Regions from separate parts of the Homo sapiens genome. Here region 2 is linked to region 1. The links are chromatin contacts, found by Hi-C or POLR2A ChIA-PET in ENCODE. All regions are on one chromosome and are shown on one strand. The core of a region is the stretch at or near the end of the contact, and the rest is flanking DNA. Distances in the headings are between cores, read along the strand shown.

Region 1 (7,573 bases), core at 1,695-4,194:
GCCTGACCAACATGGTGAAACCCCATCTCTACTAAAAATACAAATTAGCCAGGCATGGTGGCGTGAGCCTGTAATCCCAGCTACTCAAGAGGCTGAGGCAGGAGAACAGCTTGAACCCGGGAGGTGGAGGTTGCATGGGGCTGAAATTACACCACTGCACTCCAGCCTGGGTGGCAGAGCGAGACTCCATCTCAAAAAAAAAAAAAAAGAATGTTCCTAGGCAACCATTAGGAGCACATTTTCTGTGACTATTTAAGTTTTGGAAAAAAAGAGAATAAAGAGGCCGGGCGCGGTGGCTCACGCCTGTAATCCCAGCACTTTGGGAGGCCGAGGCAGGCGGATCACGAGGTCAGGAGATTGAGACCATCCTGGCTAACACGGTGAAACCCTGTCTCTACTAAAAATACAAAAAATTAGCCAGCTGTGGTGGTGGGCGCCTGTAGTCCCAGCTACTCAGGAGGCTGAGGCAGGAGAATGGCATGAACCCGGAAGGCAGAGTTTGCAGTGAGCCGAGATTGCGCCACTGCACTCCAGCCTGGGAGACAGAGTGAGACTCCATCTCGAAAAAAAAAAAAATACTTAGATCAGAAAAAAACAAAACTTTTTTTTTTTTTGGAGACAGGGTCTCCCTCTGTTGCCCAGGCTGGAGTGCAGTGGTGCACTCTCAGCTCACTGCAACCTCCACCTTCTAGTTTCAAGCGATTCTCCCACCTCAGCATCCAAAGTAGCTGGGACTACAGGTGCCCACCACCAAGCCCGGCTAATTTTTGGTATTTTAGTCAAGACAGGGTTTCACCATATTGCCCAAGGTGGTCTCGAACTCCTGAGCTCAGGCAATCTGCCCACCTCAGCCTCCCAAAGTGCCAGGATTACAGGCGTGGGCCACCGTGCCTGGCCCAGAAAAAAAAAATTCTTAAATAATCATTATCAATACTGACAAGGATAAAGTAAGAACTCTCAGAAACTGCTAATCAGAGTGTAAACTAAGACAACTACTTTTTTTTTGGTAGAGACAAGTCCTGCTATGTTGCCCAGGGTGGTCTCAAACTCCTGGGCACAAGCTATCCTCCCTTATGCCTCCCAAAGCACTAGGATTACAGGCACAAGCCACCACATCCAGCCTGTGATTTCTTTTTATGCTTTCTTTGTGTATCTAAATTTTCTACAAGTAGCATGTGTTGCTTTTATAATAAAAGAGGAAGTATTCTTGCCACTGAGCTTAAGAAAAAGAAAAAAAAAGAGAAAAGGGATGCTAAAAAAAAATAAAGAACACATGATTTTCCTTCAAATTCCTAGTGATTGTCTCTCTCTGTCGCCCAGGCTGGAGTGCAGTGGTGGGATCTCGGCTCACTGCAACCTCCACCTCCCAGGTTCAAGCAATTCTCCTGTCTCAGCCTTCCGAGTAGCTGGGACTACAAGCACCCACCACCATGCCCGGCTAATTTTTGTATTTTTAGTAGAGACGGGGTTTCACCATGTTGGTCTGACTGGTCTCGAACTCCTGACTTCAGGTGATCCGCCCGCCTTGGCCTCCCAAAGTGTTGGGATTACAGGCGTGAGCCACCGCACCCGGCCTCTCTTAGACTTTCAAGCATCCTTTCATCTGAGTGGCTTCAAAGAGCCGGACTACTAGATCCACAGACCACGTTCCTCCTATCTCCACTCGTGGAGAAGGCCGGCATAATGATCACCATAAGCTTGGAGTCAGAGATGTGATTCCCAGATCTGCCACCCTCCTATATATTTAGTAATTACAAGAAGTTAGCTAATTTCCTTGAGCTTCGCAGTCTCCTTGAATAAAATGGAAACAAGAATGCCTTCCTTACAAGTTAGAGTAAGGCCTTTAGAGAATGAGATAATGCTTGCAAAGAGCTTAGTACAGTGCCTGGCCCAAAGCAGATGCCCAGAAACATGCGGCTATAATTGCAATGATCTTTCGGTTGCTGGGCTCCAGATTCCACTTTTCAGAACTTCAGTTTCACTATGAGGAAGGGGTGCTGCCTCCCTAATTTGGCTAGATAAGCCTTCTCCACAGGGCAAACCCCTGACTCAATTTCATGTTTGAATTCCCAGACTGCTACCGAAACCTTCCCTTCTGAAGTTCTGTTGCCTCCTGTCCACTACAGGGCTGAGCACTCACGCTCTAATCCGATCCTCGTGGTACCAGATGTCTTGGATGGGAGCTTTGGCTTTGCCATATCGCACTCGAGGCCTTTGGAAGACGGGCTCCCTCAGCGGGGGAAAGGCGTCATATACGTCAAACCACAGGGGCTTCTCCTTCAGCACCCCGGCCCGAACCAGGTCCCGAGTCCTTAGGGAGGGAACAGAACGAAACTGGGTCACTTGCAGTAGCCTGCCAAAGCCCCTGAATCAGTCTAGCACAGTTTGGGACATTAAAGGTATTATGCGGTCTGCAACACAGAACGGGGAAGGACTGCTCCCCACCTACAGAGAAGATCTGTCCACATCCCAAACCAAACTTAACAACGCTCAGGAGAGTTAAATCCCTCTATCTTCTTTTGTGCGTCCCACCCACGTTCGGTCACGGAAAAATGCAAAGAGCGGTCTTGCATGACCTGATAAGGAAGGCCCATCAGGCTCTTCCTCCCTTCCTCTTCCTAGAGACCTCCACTCGGGGAGAGGCAGCTGCAATAATCTTTAACATGACACATAAATTCAAGGAGAGGCATCCTCAGGCACAACTATTCGGAGCCAGGAGAAAACATGAGAGGGCCTCACCCAGCTCAGCCCCCGCACCCTGCAATACGCCTCGCCCTGCTCAGGTCCGCTCCAAGGAAGAGCGTGACCGGCTGAGAACCCCAGCCTGGGGGAGGCACCCTCAGCCCACCACGGCTGGGAGCACACACCGAGAGAAGATGCTCCCTACGGTTTCCAGCCGGCTGCCTGCCATGATCTGCGCCTGGTACCGAGCGTGACTAGCTGCTACCGGAACCGGAAGCGGCTGCTCCAGGTAAAGGGCGCATAAGTTGCTGGCCGAGCCAAGGATCGCTGGGCTTTCACCGCAGCCCCTGCGGGAGAGCGGCGCAGGCAGAAGCAAGTGATAGGCCGAACGGGCGCGCTCCGAGGTTACTTGCCAGGTTCAGGCAGGAGCACTCGATAGCCGAGCCAAAAGGGCAGGAGCGAGCCAAAGCCGGACAGAAGTAATAAATGACCGAGCTGTGGGAGGGATTCATCATGATGGTTGCTTTACTCTCTCTCGCCTTGTTGAGCCAACTCCTCTGAAAAGGTGGGGCCGCGCGGAGGAGAAGTAGTGGGGCAGAGCAGGGGTGAAGCGCAGCCTACAGTCCTAGGGGAGCCAACAAAGGCCGAGATTTGAGGTCACCAGCTCTAGGCCCAGGCTGAGCCTAATGTTGTTTAGAGTCACAGACTACGCAGAAGAAAACCAAGGCCGGGGAGGGGCCGTCACTTGCCCAGCGTCGTGCTAGATCTCGGGCCTCCGCCTCTGGCTGTGTAGTGCTCCCCACTAAGCCCCTCGTCCCCGGAGTGCCACCTGCATCCACGCTAACTAGGATGCTGGCTGCAACTCGTGTTTCCCGCGGCCGGTGTCGCGGGCTACCTCCTCCTTGGAACTCGAAAAGTGAAAGTGTCCGGAACAAACAGACGCCGAGAGGGAAACGAAAAAATCTGGAGAAAGTCATCTCTCAGTGTTAAACTGTAAAAAAATATAAACTGTGTGTAGCATACCCTTTGACCCAGTAATCATATTTCGGGGAAAGAACCCCTTAGAAATTAAAGCATCAATTCATGAGGATGTTTGTGCAAGGATCATCGTTGCAGCATTGTTTGTAGTGGGAAAAAAAATCCATCAGATGAGAAATAGCTGGAAAATTATTGTTCATACTTTCTTTGGAACCCTATGCAGCTATTAAAATGAATGAGCTAGATCCACATGTATTTACCAAGGTTAAGGTACATGACTTATGTTTAAATGAAAAACGAAGTTGCAAAGAAACATGTTTAGTGGAATCTCAACGTGTTAGAAAAAAAAAAGGAAAAAGAAACACCTCTATATATGTTTGTGTTTGAGGATAGAAATTCTGCAGAAGGACACCCAAGGCTGTGAACATTGGATATCTCGGAGTGAAACTGCAGGCAGGCAAGGGAGAATTTTTTCTTCCTTTACACATGCTTCAGAGTTTGACTTGTAAAGAGATTGTATTCATATTTGAACTTTTAATCCAATGAATGTTTTGAATCACACACAATGTCTCCTGGGAGCCTAGTCAAGTCATCCTAGAGTCCTCCCACTCTGAGGCTGGTGAAGGGGAGGACGGGACTGTTTGATGAGTAGTTACTGCTTGTGTGTGTTATCTTACTGAATCCACATACCTTCCCATAAGGTAGCTATTAACATCCTCATTATAGATGAGAAAGCAAGGCCTCAGGAAGTTACATAACTTGTCTGATAAGCAACTGATAGAGCCAGCCTTGGGGGGGTGGGGCAGCCAGGGCCCTTTCCAGTGCCTCACAATGCCGCCTAAGCTATGCCTAAAGCTCGAGGCTGGTAGGCTCAAGAGTCCAGCAGAACGCCGCTCCCCACCCGCCCCCCCCACAACACACACACACACACACACACACACACACACACACACGCACGCCAGGGATCCAGTGATTTGAGGCCCAGGGCTAACCTGAGGTGGATTTCACTGCTGCCTCCAGACCCTCTGGAACAGAGAAGAGAGAGCACAGCTCTGGCCCCAGGCCAGGTGTAAAGGCTCTAGTATCCCAGCCCTCAGGAGGTCTAAAAGACCTTGCTCTGGGGAGAGTAAACATGCTCCCAGCTAAATATAGTCTTCCCAGGCCTCATAACAACTTTCTAATTCTGTCCCAGCCAGCAAGCACTATCTGCCAGCCCAGATTACAGGCACACTTCTCTTCTCCCACCAGGAACTGCTACTGTAGGTTAGTGCAGTCACTGCAGCTAAAGAGTTAAAGGGTTTATTCCAAGATCAAGGAGGGGAACCAAAGACGCAAACCCTCAATAGGGGAAGAACTGCAAGGCAGAAATGTTCTCGCTAATCTTGGGGTGGTCCCTTCCTCTTCCAAGCCTTTGAAGTTTCCCTTTCCAGCCTGCTTCTGTGACTGAGAGCAGAATATTGGTGGGCAGACTTGGGGGTACTTTGGGGATAACAGCCTTCTGAGGCTACACAAGAAGTACACACCCAAGAAACATTCATTCATAATACAGGAGCAAGCTGTCGGGCAGCAGGGGGCAGGCAGAATGGACATTTGAGGCTGTCTTCTTGAGTGGGGACCACAGCCGCCCAAGGCTGTGAGGGCCTGGGGCACTTACACCACGCACCACTGTGCCGCGGGAGGTACCAAGGAACCTCAAGTGTCTCATTCAGTTGTTCAACCACCTGCTGACATAGGTAATGTCCTGCTAATCTTACAGATAAGGAAGTGGTGCTTGTAAACTCCCAAAGGCCATGTTCCTACAACACCACTCGGCCTCATATTAATCCCACTGTCTCATTGTAGACGTGCCCACTAATTGCTTCACTCTGAGCAAGTTATGTAACTTTTCGAGCCTCTGTTTCTCCAACTGTTAAAATGTGGAGCTGGGCTCAGTGGCTCATGCTTGTAATCCCAACATTTTGGGAGGCCAGTGTGGGAGGATTGCTTAAGCCAGGAGATCAAAACCAGCCTGGGCAAAATTAGCCAGGTGTGGTGGTGCATGCCTGTAATCCCAGCTACTCAGGGGACTGAGGTGGGAGGATGGCCTGAGCCCAGGAGTTCAAGGCTGCAGTGAGCCATGATCACACCACTGCACTCCAGCCTGGTCAACAGAGCCAAGACCCTGTCTCAAATAATAATAATAATAATAATAATAATAATAATAATAATCTGGATGGCAGTGTCAACTATCTTCGTGGCTTGTTGCAAAAGTAAAAGAGATCATTCATGTAAAGCACTAATCACGGCACCTGGGACATAGTGAGTGCCTGTGAGCAGCAACAAGCCTGATGGCTGTAACAGCAACACGATTGCTGTTGTGCTGTGTCATCCACCCATTGCCACCTGGACTGCAGCATTTTGATAATATTTCATAGATTGCCTTACTGTTTTACTTTCTTGTTAGATGATCCGTTCGTTCCAGAAGCATATAAACACCTACCTGACTATTCTGAGTCTTAGAGAATCCAACGGTCCAGTAGGGAAGACAGAGAGGTAAATACATAAATATTAAGTTATGTGCTGAATAGCTTGTTGATTGTATGAAGTTTGCTAGGCCTGCCCTAACACCACTTGCACACAAAGTGGGTGGCTTAAACACAGATTTATTTTCTCCCTATTCTGGAGGCCAGAAGTCCAAGATCAAGGTGTCTGCAAGTTTAGTTTATTCTGCACTTGGCTAGTTTCTCCTTGCCTTGGAGACAGCTTTCTTCTCCCACGTCTTCACATGGTCTTTCCTCTGTGTGGGAAGGTTTTGTCCTAATCTCTTCTTATGAGGACACCAGTCTTATTGGATTAGGGCCCACCCTACTGACTTCATTTTAACTTAATTACCTCTTTAAAGACTACCTCCTATTATAGTCACATTCTGAGGTACTGGAGTTAGGACCTCAACATATGATTTTTGGGGAGACACAGCTCAGCCCCTAACATAGATCAGTAAGTGCTGAATAGTTCCCATTTGCCCAAGCAGTTCCACACCCACTCTCTGCCGTCCTTCGCCCTGTTCTGTGCCTCGGGAGGCTGGCTTCTGTGGCCTGCATCCACCAGCTCCTTGCCCTCTGCTTCTGGCTGGATTCCAGTTGGTACTGCCAGCGGGCTCCCTCCTGGAACATAAAGTTCTAGAACATAAAATCACAGCTCTCTCACCAGGTTCCAGCCACCGTCCCTCTCCTGCTCCTTCAAGCCTAGACGTAGTTGGCAAGCTGTACCCCTCTGTTATTAGCCACGGGGTCTAGGCCATCCCTTGTGGCTTCCCATCACTCTGCCCACATCTTTGTGACAATGCCCGTATTTAAATAGTGCGTGGAGGTCAGGCGTGATGGCTCATGCCTGTAATCCCAACACTTTGGGAGGCCAAGGCGGGTGGACCACTTGAGGTCAGGAGTTCGAGACCAGCCTGGCCAACATGGCGAAACCTCGTCTCTACTAAAAATAAAATAAAAAATAAAAAATAAAAAAAATTAGGCGGGTGTCATGGCACACACCTGTAATCCCAGCTACTTGGGAGGCTGAGGCAGGAGAATCACTTGAACCCAGGAAGCGGAGGTTGCAGTGAGCTGAGATTGCACCACTGCACTCCACCCTGAGTAACAGAGCAAGACTCCGTCTCAAAAATAAATAAATAAATATTGTGTGGGAATTTGTCAGACAAAATGAGGAAGAGCATCATCCCCAGTAGTGGAACAGCTTTGGTAAGTGAAACTCCCAGCACACTGATGAAATCATGAATGCTGCTACTCACCTATGACAGCTAAAATCAGGGAGCAATTAGCTTTAAAGGGAGGAAAGCAATACAGTATATTCAATACACAGTTTAAGAATTATGTCAGGCCAGCTGTGGAGGATCATGTCTGTAATCCCAGCACTTTGGGAG
Region 2 (7,573 bases), core at 2,284-4,783, 1.3 Mb after region 1:
AACAAAGATTGCCCTACAATAAGCTTATTCCCCCATTAGTAATGTTGATTGATGCAAAAATATATTTTCATTATTTTCACCAACCTCCCTTTAAACGGTCCAATTCAACTACTTAGTCGGATTGAGCCTACTAAGGAAATGGGCTCATACAAAGGACAGCTGAAATATAAGTGTCTTGGTGTCAAATCCTGGGCCACATAACTAAAATATTAGAATATTTAACGCTGGTAGCCAAGTTTCAGGTTTTAAAGACAACTGTTTAAAAGATAAGTGTTTAACTTTCTGAATTGGAAGTTATTACAAACAAGAAAAATATTTAAAAAATTTAAGGTATTAACAAAATTAGGATAAACACTTTCTTTTCAAATTAAATATTATGCATTTCCTTTTACCTTGACAAATCCTTTATTTAACTGATGTAAAACCAAAAATCAGAAGATAGCACAGGAATCATTTACTCTTAAAATCTTATAAAATAAACTGGTCCACAAGTATAACATTTTTTTCTAGAAGCACATGGTAAATCTGAAGATGAGATGCACTGTCTTTTATTATCTAGTCAACACAAAGCAGTAATAATTAGAGCCATGATAAAAATTCATTTCTAAACCCTAATAATTATGGAAACAAACTAATAACCTGAAAGGAAAAAAAAAAAAGCTACCACTAATTTACTTGCAAGGATGTAAGAAAGGAAAAAAACCTCATTTCTTTTTTTCCTGTCTTCAAAAAGAATTTAAATACTACCCCATCATTCAAACAATACCTAAAAGTTTAAATGTCTGGCTACCTTATAATTTTCTAAAACCTACTTTTTCAAAATGTTTACTTCATCATTGTTCACTTAAAAGAGAATTTGTTCAATCTAAAGAAGTCCTGTGAGAATACTGACTCTACTGTAAAAGCCAGACGAAGTTTAAAAATTAGAAACAGCCAATTTGAGAAGCAAACAACCTGTTAAAAGCAGAATTAGCATCATTTAGCAGAAATGAATTATGAATTTAAGCAGAAATATCTATATCAGTAGGGAGGAATTCAGAATGGGAGAAGGGCAAGATAGTCTTAACATTTAAGCCTGTTGACAGAATCAAATTACAATGCTTAACATTTTGTTTTTTTTAAATGATAATAAAACTTAAAACTAAAAGTTCATTATTACAGGTTTGAAAATCTGCAGGAAATTCTTCCTTCTTCCCTCCCATTTCTCCCTACACTTCTCCAACCCCACACACACTGCACAAAGAAAATTTAAACACAAAATGCTAAAAGTAATTGAAAGCCTTCAAATTAAATTTGTATATGAGAGGCACTCCAATTCATTAGCACAACAGAAGAAAATAAGATATATCAAGGCCTCACTTTTTCTGGGGTGGGAATGGGGGGTGGGTGAGGTTTCTTCCAGGATCACCACCCATCCTTTCCAAGGAAGAAGTTAGAGACCCAAGATTCAGCTTGAAGAAAGCAGGGCAGGCACAAAGGATACCTAAGCAGTAATGCCAGGGAATGGCGTGGGAAGGAGGGACGGATTACAAACGAAGAAAGAAGTCTTTTACTTTTTTAAAACTTAATCTTTTTTTTTTTTGAGACGTTGTCTCTGTCGCAAGGCCGGAGTACAGTGACGCGATCTCGGCTCACTGCAACCTCCGTCTCCCAGGTTGAAGCGATCCTCCTGCCTCAGCCTCCCGAGTAGCTGGGACTACAGGCGCGTGCCATCACACCCGGCTAATTTTTTTATTTTTAGTATAGACGGAGTTTCACCATGTTGGCCAGGGTAGTCTCAATGTCTTGACCTCTTGATCCGCCCGCCTCGGCCTCCCAAAGTGCCGGGATTACAGGCGTGAGCCACCGCGCCCGGCCAATCGTATTTAACAGACAAGCAAACAAACAAAAAAAGACAGGAGCTCAGTGGCAGGCGCTTCCTCCAAAGTCCAGGTTTTTAAGGAAAGCAGCCCAACCTGGGAAAAAAAAAAAAAAAGAAAAGAAAAGAAAAAAAAGATAATGCTGAACGAAAAGGGCTGAAGACAGAACAAGGACACTAAGAGGAAAAAAGCGCGGGCGATCAAGCTGGTAATCTAAGGATGGGAGGGAGGGAATAAAGAGAACAAGTGAGGGACGGATCCTTAAAGAAAACTAGGACAGCCCCCCAGCTGGGCGCCCCCCGAGCAGGCCAAACACGCCAGCAACAACGGGAGTGCTTTCCAATTCTTCGCCCCCGTTTTCTACTTTCACAGATGAATGAAAGTGCACAACTCCAGAGCAGGATGCCTTTCCTGTCTCAATCCCGCCCGCGCTCCGGGAGCGGAGCTCGTGGTTACGATCCCCTTCGCTCACACCTCTTCCCTCACCCACGGTTTGCCACCTCCGGATCAAACAGAAACGGGTTCCTTGGCCGTTAGGAAGTTGTGCATACAAGTCTAGCATCCTTTCTCAGACTTTCTCGGCCCGCCTTTTAGAACGTGAGCGGGTTGGCCCTACAGGGATTTCTCCTCGCCCCCGTCAGTTTATTCCCCACCCCACCCTCCGTTCCCCTTTCTTGGAGTGTGAACCACCTCTCCCTTCTTGGGACGCTTAGGGACCGTTCCATTCACATCTTTTTTGGTACAAACACAGAATGCGGTCTGCACCCGGCGCAGTTTCGTAAGGGGTGTAAAGGTGAGGGCAAGGAACAAGGAATTCCAAAGGCCCCGCACCCTCAGCATCTCCCGCCATTTCCCTGACGAGTTTCCCGGATGTAACCCCTTACCCGAGGCGGTTTAGACACCAGACGGTGGCGGCTCCCTTTGGTGCAGGAGGAGGGAACTCGACTCTGGTCCAGCCTCCGCCGCCCGGAGTTTCCGGCGACTCCAAATTGTGCCCCACCTCCGAGGCCATGGGGGAAAAATAAACTACCCAGTAGATCTCCTTCACTTTGCACTCACCATCAGTTCCAGCTTATCGACCTCCGCCTCCATGTTGAATAGTTGACATTCCGCAGACCGCGGCGGCGCTTAAGCCGCAAGCCGTACTAGCACGGAGGGCCTCCATTGGACAGCTGTCACTCAACATCTCGCACTCATTGGCTCCTCCGTTCCACCGGCTCCCGCCCATTGGAGACTGGGTAACGCCCCTCTGCATGAGACACATTTTCCTGTTGGGCAAAGGCACAAAACGCCGCAGGAGGATTGGCTGCTGTGCAAATTTTTTTTTCCATTGGCTGCCCCCTCCTCTCTACTTTCAATTTTGTAGTTAGGGCTCTGCAGAGAAGAGCTTGAGATTGGTGCAATTGGAAGAAGAGCCAACCAATCACACCAGAGCTTCCACCGACAGCAGAGGGGACGTAACACACCTTCTTTCCCCTCCGGCTTTCCTTCCCCTTCTCTCCCGCCTTCTCCTTATTCATACCAGAAGCGCCTCAGCTCTGATTGGCTGGAGCTCTGTGCTATCTCAGCCAATCACAAGCCGGGCTGTGCTCCTACACCATCCGAAGAGCGAATCGTGCAGAGACCGTGTCTACGATTGGCCTCTCCCTGACAAGGATTTAATTTTGAATTTTTCTTTATGGCGTGGGAGAGGCCACAGCCCGGACTCCATCGACTCCCCCGGCTCTTAGACTAGTAAGTGCAGGAACGATTATTTCTTTGTTATCTGAGCTCGCGTCTTGAGTAGCTGGGCCTGTTGCTGCTTGTGTTTTTATGGTTTAGGGAGGTGGGGACTTTGGCTGGACACGAAGGGGAAATGGAAAGGAGGAAGGGGAGGTTTGGGGCTGGGGAAGAAGTGCTCGGCCTGGCTTCATCTTAACCATACTTCTATTTAATTAACACTTCGCAAGATACGTTTTGGAGCAAAGCATCTGCCTTCCTTTTGAACATTTCTTTACATATTTGCTGCTCAATGCAAGTCCACAGATCAGCGGCATCCGCATCTCTTGTTTGCTTGTTACAAATGCAAATTATCGGACTCCACCCAAATTTACTAAATCAGAATATACATTTTAACAAGATTTCCCTGAGTGATTTCTATGCACATTAAAGTTTAAGTTGGTACATTTCTTGACTGGGAATATTACTATGTTACTCGATATTGTCTGGCATGCTGTTAGAGTGTCAATTTTAAATGCGTGTCCTGTTTACTGAGTGCCTAATACTGTGCGGGATGAGACTTTAGGGAGCTGCAGTCTCTTTGGAAAAACAAGACAGAACAAAAACAGCAATGCTTAAAAAAAAAAAAGCATAAAACATAAAATTTAAAAAAAGCAAGTACCCAGAAATAGTGCTATGGGTGTTCAAGAAGAATCAATTGGACTGCTAATGGAAATTAAGTAATTGAAGGCTATTTGTGGAGGAGCGCAAGAGACTTCCATAAAAATGTGTTTTAGGAAGATGGCAATGAAATGCAACAGTCATTTCCGTTGCTGCTACAGCTTTGAAAGTACCCCAGAACAAAGAACTTTTCTTCTCTTTCTTTCTTTTTTTTTTTTTTCTTTTTTTGTGACGGAGTCTCGCTCTGTCGCCTAGGCTGGAGTACAGTGGCACAATCTCGGCCCACTACAACCTCAGCCTCCTGAGTAGCTGGGAGTACAGGCGCACGCCAGCACGCCCGGCTAATTTTTGTATTTTTAGTAGAGACGGGGTTTCACCCTCTTGGCCAGGATGGTCTCGATTTCCTGACCTCGTGATCCACCAGCCTCAGCCTCCCAAAGTGCTGGGATTACAGGCGTGAGCCACCACGCTCGGCCGCAAAGAACTTTTCATATCATTGGGTGGAGTTTTCACAGAAGCAGCAGCGCCAACTCCTGCAAAAGACTGTAATTCTTACTGTATTATTTATTGCATCTTCCTATTGGAAAATAGCTTTAGACCCATCTTTTAGCCATATGAAGATGTGGTATGATATGAAGAAGTAAAAACCTCCCTAACCAAGAGAATTTGACAATATTAGAATATATTCCTTAACTAAAATAACACTTGCTAGCTAACACTTAGCAGGAATGCTTCTTTTCATTCTTTATTGAATGAAACATTATTTAGCTCCTGCTGTATTCTAGATGCTGGGAAAACAAAGATGAATGAAATTTGTCACACCCTTGAAAAGCTCACAGTCCAGCAGGATGACAAACATACAAGCAAAAATTACAATGAAATGTAATACATTTTATAATAAAGATGTGTATAAAGTGCTATAGAAGTGCAAAAGAGATGACATTTCAGCCAGTATAAATTCTGTAAGGAGGCTGGGCATGGTGCCTCACACCTGTAATCCCAGCACTCTGGGAGGATGAAGCGGGCGGATCACTTGAGGTAAGGAGTTCAAGACCAGCCTGGCCAACATGGCAAAATCCCATCTCTACTAAAAATACAAAAATTATCCGGGTGTGGTGGCACGCCCCTATAATCCCAGGTGCTCAAGAGGCTGAAGCAGGATAATCGCTTGAACCCAGGAGGTGGAGGTGGCATTGAGCTGAGATCACACCACTGCACTCCAGCCCGGGTGACAGAGCGAGACTCTGTCCACCCCCCCAAAAAAAAAAAAATTCTAGAAGGACAAAGACTATGTTGGTGTTGTTCAGGATTGTATGCCAGCACCTAGCATAGTACTTGGTGGATTATAAGCACTCAACTAATATCTATAAGATAAAATAACAGAATCTTGAAGGCTAGGTATAAGTTGACTTGGAAGAGGATACTCTAAACAGAAGGAAAGGCTGATAGAAAGAAACAGAAAGTATTTGGTGTTTAGTATACCTGGAAGTACAAACCGCTAGTCACTAGAAGAGACTATGGCAAAGGGCCATTAGAGCTAAGTTGTGAAAAGTTTTGAAAGGCATGCTAAGGAATTTAATTTTGTGAGTAAAGGAACCTTCAAATACTTTTAAGCAAGGGAATATCTAGATCTCATTTTGTTTTAAAGTATCAGTTCTGGTATGGAAAATGAACTGGCAAGGAGAAAGACTGAAGGCAGGAGAATCATTGAAGGAACACTCAGCAAACCCAAACTAAGAAACATTCTCCAAAACGACTGACTTGGACTCTTCAAAATTATAAATATGAAGAAGCAAATACATAAATAAAAAAGCTGGAGAATTGTTATGAATTAAAGGGTACTAAAGAGACACTACTGCTAAATGCATGTGGAACCAGGGTGGGAGAAGCTATAAGGGATATTGAGACAATTGGGGCAATCCGAATATGGGCTGTTTATTAGATCATTTCATAACAAGGTTAAATTTCCTGACTGATTGTGGTTTTGTTGGAAAATTTCCATGTTTATGTTAGAAAACAAAAGCTAAAGTATCTAAGAGTAAAGTATCATGATGTCTGCAACTAAATCTATTCAATCCAAAACTAAAAAAATTTATGTATGTATATATTTGTACATACGTACAGAAAGAGTGTGTGTACAAAGACGGCAATTGACAATTGGTAAATCTAGGTGAACTGTATATGAGTGCTTATTATACTATTGTAAATTTTTTATTTCCTGGAGCCTTGAAATTTTTCTAAGTAAAAACAGTAAAGGAAAATAGACAATAGTGAAAGACAAAAATGAAAAAAGTGAAGGCAACTGAAGTTAGAGGACAGAACGGAGGGGGATGGTAAGGAGAAGAGACAGGGTAAATTAATCAGAGAAATATTTCTGATTCATACTCACATTGGCCCACACCCAGGTGTGGTGTGCACCCAGTGCAGTGGCGTGATCTTGGCTCACTGCAACCTCCACCTCCTAGATTCAAGTGATTCTAATGCCTCAGCCTCCCGCGTAGCTGGGATTACAGCACACTCCACCACACCTGGCTAATTTTTCTATTTTCAGTAGAGACAGGGTTTCACCCTGTTGGTCAGGCTGGTCTCGAACTCCTGACCTCAGGTGATCCACCCACCTCAGTCTCCCAAAGTGCTGGGATTACAGGTGTGAGCCACCGCACCCAGCCTCCCACACCCTCTTTTTTTATAACCCTCTACTCCAATAGGAGCTCCATTGTCTCTGCATTCTTTTCACCTTCCTGGCCATGCCTTTTCTAGTTCTTTCTCTACCCACTCCTTATACATGGTGTTTCTCAAAGTTTGGTAATCAGCTCATAGATCTTTTCACTCCACATATTTCTCTGGGTAATTTCACTCATTTCTAGTGTTGTTATTTTCTCAAGCTACCTATACACTTATGAGTGCAGTATTTCTCTAGTGTCTTTCCCCTGAACTTCTGACTTTGAACATAGAACATAAGCAGTTAGATGTATTTAGATACCCTACTGTCGCTCCTATAATCAGGTCCTCATCCCCTAGACAGTTGCAGTAGGTTTGTAAGTGGTCTCTTTGTCTTCAGTCATGGTCCCATAAATCCAATTTCCACGATGCTGCCAAACCATTCTTTCTAAAGAAGAAATACGAGCATGACAATTATCTGCTTAAAATCCATTATTGTTTCTGATGTCTTGGTCCTTATCCACCCTCCAGCTTCATCACTCATTGCCCCCTGACAAAACTTTACGTTGCAGGATATGCTTTAGTCACACTGAGTCTTGTCTGAATCCCCTGACATACCTTTCTCTGAAATGTTTCCATGTTATTCCCTCTGATGGGATGAGTCCTCCCTAGGC

The links. A loop is a pair of places that touch in the nucleus more often than their neighbours do. ChIA-PET counts read pairs that join two places held with the same protein, here RNA polymerase II (POLR2A). Pooled maps may share reads with other maps.
Region 2: a loop to region 1 is called in a map of naive thymus-derived CD4-positive, alpha-beta T cell, with 19 times the contacts of the local background. The contact joins the promoter of PRR11 here to the promoter of MRPS23 in region 1. A Hi-C loop is called at or near these places in 1 of 168 maps with a recorded cell type or tissue (naive thymus-derived CD4-positive, alpha-beta T cell) and 9 of 50 pooled maps. POLR2A ChIA-PET finds 5 or more read pairs at or near these places in 1 of 52 experiments (T-cell).

Annotation. Positions count from the first base shown.
Region 1 is chr17:57,847,100-57,854,672 of GRCh38, forward strand. MRPS23 (mitochondrial ribosomal protein S23) reads right to left here and starts at 2,945. Exons shown (of 5, transcript NM_016070.4): 1 at 2,868-2,945; 2 at 2,141-2,311. The coding sequence starts at 2,911. RefSeq lists enhancers at 2,926-3,255, 2,931-3,440.
Region 2 is chr17:59,152,213-59,159,785 of GRCh38, forward strand. It overlaps PRR11 (proline rich 11), which reads left to right and starts at 3,534. Exons shown (of 10, transcript NM_018304.4): 1 at 3,534-3,593. It overlaps SKA2 (spindle and kinetochore associated complex subunit 2), which reads right to left and starts at 2,974. Exons shown (of 4, transcript NM_182620.4): 1 at 2,919-2,974. The coding sequence starts at 2,951. RefSeq lists enhancers at 2,762-3,001, 3,662-3,711, 6,020-7,219.